Linked DNA regions of Homo sapiens: region 2 is linked to region 1. Evidence: chromatin contacts called from ENCODE Hi-C data. All regions are on one chromosome and are shown on one strand. The core of a region is the stretch at or near the end of the contact, and the rest is flanking DNA. Distances in the headings are between cores, read along the strand shown. Region 1 overlaps GRAMD4 (GRAM domain containing 4). Region 2 overlaps CELSR1 (cadherin EGF LAG seven-pass G-type receptor 1).

Evidence for each region. A loop is a pair of places that touch in the nucleus more often than their neighbours do.
Region 2: a map of sciatic nerve shows a loop between it and region 1 (6-fold over the local background). The contact joins two enhancer-like sites. A Hi-C loop is called at or near these places in 1 of 168 maps with a recorded cell type or tissue (sciatic nerve) and 1 of 37 single-sample maps with no recorded cell type.

The regions. Positions count from the first base shown.
Region 1 is chr22:46,673,132-46,679,918 of GRCh38, forward strand. It overlaps GRAMD4 (GRAM domain containing 4), which reads left to right. Exons shown (of 19, transcript NM_015124.5): 15 at 539-683; 16 at 1,526-1,619; 17 at 2,337-2,421; 18 at 3,469-3,537; 19 at 4,016-6,654. The coding sequence ends at 4,120. Among named protein-coding and RNA genes, the nearest start is that of GRAMD4, 56 kb to the left of the region's middle. RefSeq lists enhancers at 1,072-1,151, 1,352-1,501, 1,542-1,601. Within about 2 kb of position 1,405, at least 9 of the 41 ENCODE cell types and tissues checked have a DNase peak (open chromatin) inside an H3K27ac peak, as active enhancers do.
Region 2 is chr22:46,377,629-46,384,729 of GRCh38, forward strand. CELSR1 (cadherin EGF LAG seven-pass G-type receptor 1) reads right to left here. Exons shown (of 35, transcript NM_001378328.1): 20 at 6,915-7,058; 21 at 4,218-4,422; 22 at 3,160-3,327; 23 at 963-1,089. Among named protein-coding and RNA genes, the nearest start is that of TRMU, 45 kb to the left of the region's middle. RefSeq lists enhancers at 1-553, 4-298, 3,964-4,463 and silencers at 4-298, 6,651-6,834. Within about 2 kb of position 2,168, at least 12 of the 41 ENCODE cell types and tissues checked have a DNase peak (open chromatin) inside an H3K27ac peak, as active enhancers do.

The DNA.
Region 1 (6,787 bases), core at 155-2,654:
GAGGGTTTTTTTTTTCCCTGTTACCACTGCGGTTTCTGAGGCTCATCCAGCCCCTCCCAAGCCCAGGGCAACACCTGGGGACTGGCCATGATGACTGAGAGCCAGCAGGCCTGGGAGTGACCACTCCATGGGGGTGCCCGGCCCCTGCCATCCCTGACAGTGAGGCTCTGGCGCTGAGACCAGGCAGTTTGAGAAGGGCCCCCTTGGAGCCACAGCCTGGCACTGGGCCATATTTCATTCACAGTCACAGGCCCTCCAGATGTGCAGCACAGCATCCCAGCCAGGACCACGGGGAATGAGCAGGCCTCGGTGCTCCCTTCGGGGTGGCTCAGATGAGTCAGGAGGGTTGCTGGGCTCTCCCCACTGAGGTGAGGTGGCCCTGCCTGGAAGAAGGAGCCGCTCTGGGCCGGAAGGGACCTCGGGAACGTCTTCCCAAATTTGGATCCCAGCTTTTGGGGAGGTGTGTGTGCGGCCAGCACATCTGGGTGCTGCAGGCGTGGGCAGCGGGCCTGACCTCGACGCTGTTTGCCGTTGGCAGCTGCAGACGACCTCGTCACGGAGCTACGTACCCAGCGCACCGGCCGGCCTGGGTAAAGAGGAGGACGCCGGTCGCTTCCACAGCACCAAGAAGGGCAATTTCCACGAGATCTTCAATCTGACAGAAAACGAGCGTCCGCTGGCGGGTATGTGTGCCGTGAGTCTGAGGCCAGGCCGAGCGCCGACACAGACTGAAGGCCCGTGAGGGGGGCGCTGTGGATGCAGGACGGGGTCGCCCTGTGACAGGCCAGAGGAGCCCTCAGGATGGCATTCACATCCCACTGCCCCAGGAGGAGTGCAGGAGCCAGGGGTCATGAGGACTCTGCGGGCTACAGGGGAGGAGGGCGTGCCCGTGGGGAGAGCCGCCCACGCTGCAGCACTCCCCTGACAGCAGGCGTGCAGGCAACACACTGGGGAGAGAGTCCAGGGCGAGGCCTCAGGGCCTGCAGGGCGCTGGCAGGGGGTCTGCCCCTGGTTCCATCGTGTCTGGAGAAACAAGAGCCACCAGGGGACAGGTGACTCAGGATCCTGGGGACAGGTCAGCTTTCCCAAAGGGAGGGCCTGTTAAACTAAACCGGGCAGCTCGAGGTGTGTGATGAGCGGCTGCAGAGGCAGCTGCGGAGAACGGAGCTTCGTCCTCTGCTGAGCCCTGGCCCTGCCGGTCTTGGTGGAGGTGGTGTCCCAGCGCCCTGACCCTGCCGGTCTTGGAGGTGGTGTCCCGGCCACACTGTGACTTCTGTTGCTCCCTGCTCTGCCTGGGTGCTTTTACTTTAAAAACCCTGCCAGTGCCTGTTGAAGAGGAAACATCTGTTTTCCACCCTCTGGGGCCACCTCACTCTTGCCGGCGCGCCTTCCTCTCACTGTGGGTGTGACGTGAGCGCGGTGGGCGGATGTCAGGATCTGAGAGTCAGGCTCCTGGGTCCCAGCGTCAGGTCAGAGGCTGGGTACTTCCAGTGGAAAGTGTGACAGGCGGGCCTTCTCCCATTAGTGTGCGAGAATGGCTGGCGCTGCTGCCTCATCAACAGGGACCGGAAGATGCCCACGGACTACATCAGGAACGGGGTGCTCTACGTCACGGAGAAGTGAGTGCAGCCGTGGGGCCCTGTGTGGCTGCAGGGGAGGGGGCGCAGGAGGCTGCCTAGGCCCTGGGATGGCGTGGCTGGCCCAGTGCAGGTTTTCCTGAGTGGTGGCCATGGCCTCTCCCATGCTCTGCTCTTGCCGGCTGTCTGGGCTCCCAGGGAAAAGGTGTTGTCTCCAAGCCGGACGTGGCCTGGGCTGTACTGCTGCCATCCCTCAGGCTGGCGGGGATGCTGTCTTCTCTGGGGCCCAAGCAGTTCATGGAGACGAGGGGCAGAGTCTCCCAAGGAGGGGACCGTGTGGGGACCTGCTATTGCTGAGGCCCTGAGTCCTTGTTGCCCTGAGTGCCTCATGCAGAGCAGTGGCCGTGAGTGTCTCACTCAGAGCAGTGGCTGTGAATGTCTTATGCAGAGCAGTGGCCGTGAGTGTCTCACTCAGAGCAGTGGCCGTGAGTGTCTCAGAGCAGTGGCCGTGTCTCACTCAGAGCAGTGGCCGTGAGTGTCTCAGAGCAGTGGCTGTGAGTGTTTCACACAGAGCAGTGGCCGTGAGTGTCTCATATAGAGCAGTGGCCGTGAGTGTTTCACCGGTTCTGTGTCTGCTGGGAAGGGAGCACCACTGTCCATCCCACTGGGGGCTGAGAGGCAGCCCCGGGAGACCCCCACCTGGTGGGAGCGTGCTCTGGTTCAAGAGCCAGGCGACGCCTCTGTCCGTTCCCCTTCCAGTTACTTGTGCTTCGAAAGCTCCAAATCTGGGTCCTCAAAGAGGAACAAAGTCATCAAGCTAGTGGACATCACGGACATCCAGAAGGTTGGTGCACCTACCCACCCCCACTAACCCCCGTGTTTTCTTCGTCACCTGACAGAGGCTGGCGAGGCTTTCCCTATAGACTTCTGCCAGCCTCTGTCAGCATCTGGGCGCCGCGGCCACGCTGGCCGGCCATGGTCCGTTTCCTTGACTTGAGTCCCCATGTCCCTGTGGGTCTGCCCCTGCCCTGGGGTCCACTTGCCTGGACCGTGTGTCTCAAAGTGGAGGGGCTGGGTTGGAGCCCAGGAGGTCAGGACCCAAGCCCCACTCTGGCTGCTGTGTTCCCCTCGTATCTGGGACCCTCCCCATAAAGAAAAGCACAGGGGCCCTGAGCCCCTGCCTCGGATGCAGGTTTTCAGGTGGGAGCTCAGATGGTCGCGCCCGCTCTGGGCATTTTCTCAGCATTTTACCGTAGCATGGAATGAGCAGGTGGGCGTGGCCACAAGTGCCTGTGGTCCCTTGTTTTCTGGGGCAGGGAAGGCTCAGTGAGGCACTGGCAGGCACACTTGGCCCGAGTGGTCAGGGCCCCCAGCTCCCTCCCAGCTCCGAGCGTCCTGGGCATGTCCGCATTGGCACGGCGGGCACTCCCGGCCCCACGGCAGTTGTGGGTCATCTCTCCCACCCGGCTCTGGAAAAAAGCGTGCAGTCAGGTGACCAGAAGGGGTGAGTTCAGGGCTGGGGTCCTTTCCGCCTGCCTCTTGGGATTGGCGGTGCTGACAGATGGCCCTCCTGGTGCCAGGCCCTGAGAGCGAGTTCTGGGGCTGAGTGCCTACCGTCAGCCTCCTCAGGCCGGCTTGTCTCTGACCTTCCTCAGGCCAGCTGGCCGACGGTCTGGGCTGGGGTGGGACAGACCCTTTACAGGTCTGGTGTCTCGGCCACAAAGTGAGGAGGTGTCCACAGGCCCTTACCTTCTGTTGTTTGGAAGTCCCAGGTGCCCGTGGGCCCTGCTGCCTGTGTGCCCAGTGGAGGAGGATGCCCTGGGCCTGTGGAGGGCTGTGCCTCCCTGTCCCCAGGAGAGACCTGTGGTGACGGCCACGCTTTGCCTTTCAGTACAAGGTCCTGTCTGTCCTCCCAGGCTCAGGCATGGGGATTGCCGTGTCGACGCCATCCACCCAGAAAGTAGGTGCCGGGCGGGGGGCCGCCAAGGGGTTGGTGTGGGCCCAGGGGCCTGACTCTGAGCAACCCTGGGACCAGCGTGGGGCAGACAGCCAGAGTTTTAGTTTGGGCAGCAGGGTCACAAAGCCGCCCCCTCCCTCGCAGCAGCTAGAGCCTGGGGCTGCGTCCAGGTTGGGTTGGAAATCTTGCTGGGGCCATCGAGTCACCGGACAGACAGGGATGTTGGGCACAGGGGTCCCCTGACTCAGTGACTTGGGAGGAGGGAGGCACGGGGCTAAAGCCTGGCTCCCCTCTGCCTCTTGGCTCTGTTCCCCTGAAGGCTGGAGCCTGGCTCCGGGTGGTGGGGAGACACCTGTCTTTTGCACCCAGACCCACGTGACTAGCGTGCTGGCCTGGGGCTGGTGTTGGACTTCGTCTCGGTCCTGGTCCTGGCGCCAGCCTGGCTGTGCCATGCTCACTGGTGGCATTTCTTCCCTGCCAGCCGCTCGTGTTTGGTGCCATGGTGCACAGGGATGAGGCCTTCGAGACCATTCTCAGCCAGTACATCAAGATCACCTCAGCGGCAGCGTCTGGCGGGGACAGCTAGTATTGACTTGCCCAGGACGTTGCTGGAATTTTCTTTTTCTTTTTCTTTTTCTTTTTTTTTTTTTACGATTTGGTAGTGGAAACAATTGGACATCCTCATGAGCTTTTGCAATAATTCTCCTGGACCTGTGGTTCTATTGTGTTGACCTCTGCGTTTTATCGACCAAGAAGGGGCCAGGGCTCACAGGGACGGGGGTGCCCCTCTCCCACAGGGCACGTCAGGTGCCTCTGAGGGCCACCCGCAGACTGGGGGAGGGGGCAGAGGCCCTCGGGGGCCCGTGGAGAAGACACACAGGACCCCTGGCCCTGCCCTTCTCCGTTCCAGCCTGGACAGAGAAACCTCTCCAGCCACCCCAAGAGGTTCTCGCAACCTTGTGTCCCGCTCTCCAGAGGCCAGAAGCTCGTCCACCACCAAAGCCATAGCTGAAGAGTGCGGGGCCCTTCCTCCTGGGGACAGAAAGATGTCGTCAAGGAGGGACATGGGGGCCTTTCACCAACCACCGAGAAACGGGCCTGGCGGCCCTCCTTCCTCTTACATGAGACCCTCCTGTGGCATTTGCCCTTGGTGCCGGGCTGGGGCCGGGCGCAGTGACCCTGCCTGCGCTCCACACTCGCTCCACGGGAACAGAGAGGGTGAGAAGGGCCCACCCCTCGCCTGCCCTCAGTGTCTTTGGTGGCACCTTCCTTGCTGGCCTCCAGGGCGCTCAGCACCGCGTCTGTAAGGGCCTGCCTGCTGCTCTCGGCCTGACACGCCGGCCAGGAGGTCTGTAGCTGGGGACCAGTAAGGGCACAGGATGGTGCAGGTAAAAGCACATCTTTCTCACACTTTGCTCTTTGGAAGGCCCAGGAGAACATCCGCGAAGGCTGTTGGAGGTGCTCCGAGCACTGTGGCATGTCTGGCACATGGCCCCCAGGCTGCGGTTGCCTGGGTTGGTTGGGGGAGGAAGTGGGGAGGAGTGTTCCGGGACCATGGTGGCCCAGGCTGCAGCCGCCTTTGGGCCATCCGAGAGGCTCTGGCAGCCCCTGTGCTTTAGGGAGCAACCGTGAGCCGAGCCCAGAGGCCTGGGCCTGCACTGCCTGCAGCCGACATGCGACAGCGTTCCCTCCCCCGCGTGCCTAGCCGGTGCCGGTCCGGGCACAGACCCCCCCAGCCCCCGCCCTGCCCCAGGGAAGCCTGGGCTTCCCGGGAACAAGGTGGCATTTGTGGAGGGAGCGCCCGCAGGCCTGGTCTGCTGGGGCCGCCTGCGCTGGGCTGAAGGGAGGGAAAGGCGGCTTGGGCCTCCTGGAAGGAGGTGGCCACCCCGCGGGCCTGCGTGTCTGCTGGGGCGGATCCCGCAGCTCCCTCAGCTTGTCCTGAGTCCCTTGGGTGTCGTTGAGATTGTTGTTTTTTGAAGAAACAGAAGATTCTATTTTTTACAGCGAGCAAGCTGGTTTTCTTATTTTTGTATCCTTTTTCAGATGTAATTTTTATCTTTGCTCCGATCCTCATTTGCTGGTGTGGGTGAGGGATCCGGCGGCATGGGCTGGTTTCACCCCCTTCACGAGGGGCCGCAGAGTCACACGCTGGTGCCGGGGGTGCTTTGGGGGGAGCTGCGCCGATCACCAGATTAAGCACATGTCCTATCCCAGGCGGTGGAGCGGAGCCCCCGTGGCTCTGGACTGCGCGGACGTTGGCGTCAGGATGACCACACGGCGGCCTTTCCCGAATGGGGACAGAACCCGCTCTGAGCCGTGGGTCTGGCTCCTGTAGGGGACTGGCTCTCTTGGTGCACCAGGGGAGGGGGACATATCCCAGTGAACCCCACCTTGGCGCCTGAGGCAACACAGGGTGGGCACTGACCCACCCCCAGGGGCGGCTGCAGAGGCAGTGCCCGCAGACAATGGCCACACCTCTCTCCCCAGGGCCCGGCAGTGCCCAAGGATGGGTCCGGGGCCTCGGGGCCAATGAGCGCCTCTTCCTAGGTGCTGGGATTCAGTCCCCAAACACAGCGGGAGGGGTCCCTGGGGCAGATGGGGCTTTACCAGCGTCGGGTGGTTTAGTTCGAGTCCCTTTTGTGGAGAAAGGGAGATGAAAACTGACCACGTGCCAGGTGTGGCCGAAGCCCCCAGGGAGGGCCACATTCGGGGAGCGGGGGGTCGGGGGAGGGCCACCGACTGGCTCTGCTGCCAGCACAGGCCCCTCCCTGGAAGTCCTCGGGAGCGGAGCGCGGATCGGCACGGGCTCTGGGCTCCCCGTGGAGAGAAGCTGTAGTTTTTACCAAATTGTGTACATCTGGGCAGATGTTTAATTTCTGTGACTAATCACTGAACTAGACGAATGTTAAATTTTTTATGTCTGAAGCCTGAGTCTATTTTGGATCTGTAAATAATCATTGCCAGTGTGACTTTTGTTCAACAAAAGGATTGTACTGTATTAAGAACCGATGAAAAAAATTCTCCTGTAACATTTTTTTAAGAAAACTTTGTTTGTTTAAAGAAAAAGTATTGTATAAATTATAATTTTTATTTAAATAAACCTAAAATGCTTTGTGCTAAGGCTCAGGGCTGTCTGCCTCCTTGGCAGGGCCACACGCATTGTAGGCGGCCTGAGCCAGCTGGGCCACCAACCCCAGGCCCTCAGTGCCGCTGCCAGCCCGCCACTCCCTGGGGCCCCACGGCTGCCGGCGGC
Region 2 (7,101 bases), core at 918-3,417, 290 kb before region 1:
CATCCTGGCCATGAGACAAGCCCCAACCCCGCCCACATATGAACAAACTCCACTAATCACTGACCCCGTCTCCAGGCTGGGTCCTGCTGGGGAGTGACATTTGCCCATGAGACAGGGGCAGAGGCGGGTCAGCTTCACCTGCATATTGCACAAGAGGCCGCTGCCCTCCTCCAGCCCCGCCTGAGGGCTGACTCACCCTTCCAAGAATGTGACAGAAACCAGGGCCACTTCACATCAAAAAGCCCTCGGAAAGGACAGTGGCCTGGGCCCTTGAGCCACAGTGCAACCCCGGGGAGGGGCCGGGGGAGGCTACCCAGGCCCCTGGTTCTGACTCCTAGACCCCAGGGTCCCACACAGGCCATGGCCAGGCTGGCTCCCACCTCCCTCCTGTCTGGATAACGGGAGGCCAGGACAGCGCTCGGGCCATTCCCCAATTCATCTGCAGCCCACAATGGCCGGCTCACATTCCCAGGCCGCTTAAAATGCCAGAGGTTAAACATTAGCCGCCCAGCCTTTTGTCCTGCTGCCCTGCGTGTGGCCCCGAGGGAGAGCGCCCAGCAGCTGTCACCTCCCTTAGGATCAAAGCAGGTGGGGAGCGGCACCGTCCAACAGACCCGCACTGAAGTGAGGGGCAGGTTCCGAGAGCTCCTCGGAGCCTGAGCTTTGGGTCTGCCATTCCGGGGTTTAATACATAACCAGGGCTCTCTGAAAACCCTTATAATGGGGCTTTGTTATGGAAATCCTCAGACTCTGGCCAATCCTCGAATATGTGTTTTAATCGGTTGATTTGTTTTGTTCCAAGCACTTAGAATGGAAGATTTAGTTTGAGGAGGGGACAGATTTGGGGGCAGGCTCAGCAGGTTTGAGGACGGGCAGGTTTGGCGGGGAGGTGCAGGTTTGGGGGGGAGGGGCAGGTTTGGCGGTAGGCCCAGAGGGCACAGTGGCCACGGGAGGATGCCCACCTCACGCCTGGAGATATCCATGAGCACCGCAAAGCTGGCTGTGTGGCTGCACTGGCAGGCGACATGTGTCCGGTTCCTGGACAGGAGCTCGCAGCCCCGGGCAGACCACCCTCCCGTCCCACCAACGCTGCGGAGAGGACAGAGAAGGGGCAGGGGTAAGACGGTTCCCTCTGCCCATGAGTCTGTAAAGGGCAGCCTTTGCCCAGCCCTGGGGGCTCCCAGGCCATCCTGGCCAAACCAAACAGCAGGTGCCGTGAGTGCTGAAAGCCCAGCGCCCTCGCAGGCTGCTCCCCACCGTGTTCCTCACCAGCCCCCTACACCGAAGACAAGAGCCACCTGGCTGTAAGAAGAGCAGCCTCACTGCCGCGGAGGCAGGACCATGGGAACAGTCTCCCTTCCCTTCTGTGTCTGGTCAGGGCCTCCAAGGAGCACCCTCTGAAGTTCAAGTTCTACGTGCCATCTAGCAGCAAAACTCAAATGGGGCTGTCTCGCGTCCGCCCCGCTGCTGGAACCACTGCCCGGGGTTCACACAGCTGCGATGCGGTCCCGTCTCCTTCTGAGGGCAGACGCTCTCAGAAAGGACATCTCACCTTCCTCTGACACTTTCATCTTCAGATTGCACAATGTTTTATGGGAACTGCCCAGAAGCCAGGGCCCCATTATGACTCCCGTTTTACTGATGGGAAGCCCCAAATAACAAGGTGTTATAAGGTGTGTCTCAGCTTCAGACAGGGCCCTGCCCTCGCAGACTCTGGGAAAAATCACATAACCTCTCAGATCCTTACTTTGCTAATCTGTAAAATGGGATGTTAGCATTAATATGTTTGGCACAAACTTTACAATCTGGGAATAATAAGTGCAACATAAAGCAGAGAGCAGGTCATTAGAGCTGGAGCTAATTGCCAGGACGCAGATGAATGCCCAAGACAGACAGCCGGGCCTGACGTCCGTCGTGGTGGAATGGGTTCCTTTCTTCTCTCTTTTATAAGCCAAGCGCCTACTACATTCCAGGTGCCATGCTGGTTGCTTATTAACTAGAACTTGGAAAGCACAGAAGCAGGAGAAGAATGAGGCTGGGCTAACCGGGCTCGCTCACCATAGCGCCACCCCCAGCACAGCCCCCACTCACGGCTCCTCACTGTGCCCAGGGCAACTGTGATGGGGGCAGCGTTCCTGCTGCACAGACGTCCCCAGATGCACAACGCTCCGCAGATTCAAGCCTGACTCCTGCATGGCGTCTCCCCTTCCCGGCACTCCCTCCCGGTGTGTGGGGAGGCAGTGGGTCTTCCCCTCCCTGACTGTGCTCCCATCCCGGCAACAGGGCCCTTCCCACCACACCCCCGTTCCAGTGCCTTCTTCTAAACAGAGACAGCAAAAGTGAAAACCAACCAGCAGAGAAAAGGCAAGCTCCCTGTAACGATAGAGCAACTCAAATGTCCACACCTCACGTGAACTCTGCAGCTAAAAAGCAAAACCAAAGCACAAACACTACTGGCTCCCAGCAGACGGGAGCCACACTGTGGTGCTGAATCCAGTCTCACGTGTGGGTGAGAATCACTCATTTTGCATTTTTCTAACGACGAAACGCCTTTCCCTCGCTTGCATGGATGCTAGAACACAGATTCTCGCGCACAGATTCTCCTGCGTTCGCCACTCTGTGACTCTCTGACGCTGCTTCTGAAACGGGCCAGATAAACTGTGCTGCGGCCAGGTGTGGCCTCTTGGGGGTGAAGCCAGTCCCCACAGCTAGACTGTGTCAGCCTCTCGGGCAAGACCGTCAGCAGATGGGCTCTTAGGCCAGTCTCTGGGTTCTGTCTCCCGTGTGTGACCGGAATGGGCCTGTCTTATCCGGCGGTGAACTGGGCACTACACTAGTGTTGGCCGCTGCATGTCGGGAGTCCCGCAGGTGAGGGGTCCCCTTCCTGGGTGTCAGCCTTGAGGGATCTCTCTGTGCGCCTGCACATCTGTATCTCCACGTGCAGGTCTGTGTGCATCTGTGTGTGGACATCTAGGGGAGGACTCTGATATTCCCACAGAAGCAGAGCAGGAGGCTCACTGCCCCCACGGGGGACTTAAAGGGGAAACACAGACCACAAGAGACCGTCCTCTTGGGGCGCTCTGCCACTGAGCCCCCGACCCTGCGGGGGCACTCTGCCTTGGCAAAGCCCTCACATGGGGCTCCTGGCGTCACACTTACGCCAGGGAGTGGTTCCAGAACACGCAGACAGGCTTGGTTCGCTCCTCCACCTCCAGCAGGGCGAACTCCACCAGGACGGGCCTCTCCAGGGGTCTCGGGAGCGGAGCCCCCTCGCTGTACACCAGCGTGCTCACCATCGGGGTATTAATGATGGGCCGGTGAGGCAACCTGAGGTCAAGAAGCCAGAGCATGGGGACAAACACGGTGAGGAAACATCTGCTTAAATCCCGCGCACAAATGCCCTGAGGACACGCCATGATGTGTTTCTAGGGGAGACAGAATCACACTCCGAGAGCTCGGACCCACGGACCCCACAGTATCTTCATCCCTAGAGCAGGTTTTATCACTGACAGGGCACACAGAGAGAGGTGTCACCTTTGGGTCAAATTGGGACTTCAGAAATTTAAAAAGAAAGAGAAGGCACAGGTGCAAAGATGTCACAGCCCATAATAGCTAATGGCAGAATCACAGGGGATGGTTTCAGTGTCCAGCAAAAGACACCAAAATAATGGCAGCTCATGGGGATGAATCACCCAGTCACTGAGAACCACGTGAACACGAGGATCCCAGAGCCAGGGAAGTATCTGGGAAATGGCAGGAAGAAGGAGGGCGGAGCCTTGGGCTGCTCCCACCGAGCAGGTTGCAAAGCTGCTTCTGGGACATTCATCCTTTCCAGCCAGGACTAGCTGAGCAGACCTAACCCCGGGGCCAGCAGCAGGCACTACCCATGACAGCCTTGGGCCAGGTGTGTGGGGACAGAATGGGGTCCCTCTGGGCACAAGATGGGGTGTATGCTGGGGAGGGGGCATTTCTGGCACAAACACCAGGATGAGCCCAGGCAAAGGGTGTGCAATGTTCCAGGGTGTGGTATCCTGTGGCAGACCCAGAATCTCCCTCCAAGGACCACCACAAGGCAATGGTCTCTGTCTCTGGGCCAGGGTCACGGTGAAATGTCACTGTGAAGACCTGTGCTTGATCAGGATCAGGATTTTGACCTGTGGAAGCCTCAGGAGCCTCCAGAACGGGCCCTCCCCGTGTGCCCCGTGCCCAGGCCTTACCGGAGGCTGCGACGGTCGGGGTCGTAGCGCTCGGGCAGGAGCTGCCCCAGGGTGCGGTAAATGATGACCAGAGCGACGGCGAACTGGCCAGCGTCATCAGGGTGTCGCCTCCGCCTGCTGATCGGGGCCTCCCTCTCGGTGCCAGGCCCCGGGCGCGTGGTCTGCGGGGTGGTCCTCCGGCCAGCCGGCCTCAGCAGGGGGCCTTCTGCAATGTGAGCAGAAGGTGAGGACTCTGGCAGGAGCACCTGTGTTCCCCAAGACTGCCGTCAGTGCCAGCAGGTGCTTCTCAAAAACCAACAGATGTCCCACAGAAAACAGTACCGTGGGTCCCCAAAAAATCAAAAACAGGACTTATCACATGACCCTGCAAGCCCACTTCTGGGTATACACCCCAAGGAACTGAAGGCGGGGACCCAGATACTTCTATTTTTATTTATTTATTTATTTTTTGAGACAGAGTCTTGCTCTGTCGCCCAGGCTGGAGTGCAGTGGCGCCATCTCGGCTCACTGCAAGCTCCGCCTCCCGGGTTCACGCCATTCTCCTGCCTCAGCCTCCCGAGTAGCTGGGATTACAGGTGCCCGCCACCACGCCTGGCTAATTTTTGTATTTTTAGTAGAGACAGAGTTTCACCTTGTTAGCCAGGATGGTCTCGATCTCCTGACCTCATGATCCGCCCGCCTCGGCCTCCCAAAGTGCTGGGATTACAGCCGTGAGCCACCGCGCCCGGCCTGGACCCAGATACTTCTATGCCCATGTTCACAGCAGCACCATTCACACAGGCCAAAAGGTGGAAACAACTCAGGCATGGGTCAACAGGTGAGTGGATAAGCAACACGCGCTCCATCCGCACAATGGAATATTACTCAGCCTTCAAAAGGAGGGGAAGTCTGACAGTTGCTGCGGCGCAGGTGAACCTAGCGGACATTAGGCTCGGTGAAATAAGCCAATCACAAAAGGACAAATATCGTGTGACTCCTCTTACAGGAGGTCCCTAGAGGAGTCAAATTCAAAGACAGAAAGAACGGTAGGCACCAGGGGCTGGGGAGGAGAGTTAGTGTTTCGTGGGCTAGAGTTTCAGATCTGCAGGCTGGAAAGAGTTCTGGAGATGGACTGTTTAAACATGAATGTATCTGATGCAGTTTGGATGTGTGGCCCCTCCAAATCTCATGTTGAAATGTGATCAGGGTTGAAAATCGGCCTGGTCGGAGGTGTCTGGGTCATGGGTGTGGATCCCCCAGGAATGGCTTGGTGCCCCGCCCTTGGTAATGAGCGAGTTCTCACTCTATTAGTTCCAGAGAGAGCTGGCTGCAATGGAGAGTCAGGGACCTCGTCCTCTTAGTTTCAAGCATGACCCCACATCAGAGTCACCCCTCTTTTTAAGACACATGAGATAACATCATATACCTGACAAAATCCATTTACTAACAACATTTCCAATTTTAAACTGTCCATTACAGAGTTTACCTTTTCACGTCCTTTTTATTTGGGGAAGGTTTTAGTAATTGTCATGGATCTGTAAAAAAGCACCTTAAGAAAATTCAAAATGTTCAAACTGTTTTGAATCATAATCTCAACCCAGGATTGAAGATTTGTTCATACACAGACAGCATTCTGGCTTTTTTGTTGTTGTTTTTTTGCGGGAAGGGGAAGGTGATTCTAAAATGCCTATTTCTATTTAGAAGCAGCTTTCCCCCCAACCAGACAGGTTTTTGCTCTGCTGCCCAGGCTGGGCTGTAGTGGCACGATCACAGCTCACTGCAGCCTCCATCTCCCGGACTCAAGCAATCCTCCCGCCTCAGCCTCCTGAGTAGGTGGGACTACAGGCATGCGCCACCATGCCCAGGTAATTAAAAAAAACTTCTTTAGTAGAGATGGAGTTTCTCTATGTTGCCCAGGTTGGTTCTGAATTTCTGGGCTCAAGCAATCCTCCCTGTGTCGGCCTCCCAAAGTGTTGGGGTTACAGGCATGAGCCACTGCGCCCAGCTAGAAGCAGCTTTTCACTGCACACCAAAGACAACCAGCTCACATACAAATTTCAGTTCTCTTTTCTTTCTGACATTATCAATTACATGGCTGAGTATCCCTCAGCTGAAATGCTTGGGAACATTTTGGAATTTTTTTTTTTTGAGACGGAGTCTTACCAGGCTGGCATATCTCGGCTCACTACAACCTCTGCCTCGTGGGCTCAAGCAATTCTCATGCCTCAGCCTCCTGAGTAGCTGGGATTACAGGCGCCCGCCACCGCAGCTGGCTATTTTTTGTATTTTTTAGTAGAGACGGGGTTTTACCACGTTGGCCAGGCTGGTCTCGAACTCCTGACCTCAGGTGATCTGCCCGCCTCGGCCTCCCAAAGTGCTGGGATTACAGGCGTGAGCCGCCGCGCCTGGCCTGGATTTTGATTTTTTTATTGTTTCATGCTTACGCTCCAATGAGCATTTCCTTTAAGTGTCAGGTTGGTGCTCAAGAAGGTTCAGGTTCTGGGGCATTTCAGATTTCAGGATTAGGATGTTCAGCCTGTACCTGAGCACTTGAACAAAACAACCTGCTGTCACCAACAGGACCTGGCACCAGAGAGCACTCGGAACACTCTGGCCCAGATCTTCAGTGCGCAGGTCCTGCGATGCCCGCAGCGGGGCCCTCCCCTCCCTGAACGCTGGGGACTCCGAGGGCAGCAGCAGGTTTCTAAGCGGTTTTACCTTTTTCTTCAGGTGGTCTGAAGAAGTCGGCTGGGAAGGAGACGGAGGACTCCAGCTCCCTGGGGAACTCTTCATGGATGGTGTCGAATCGCGGGACCCTGGCTCCCGTAAAGTTGAACTTGTCAAAGATGTCGACAGCAAGAACTGGGGGGACAGTTCCTTTAATCAGACATAACTCCCAGGGCTT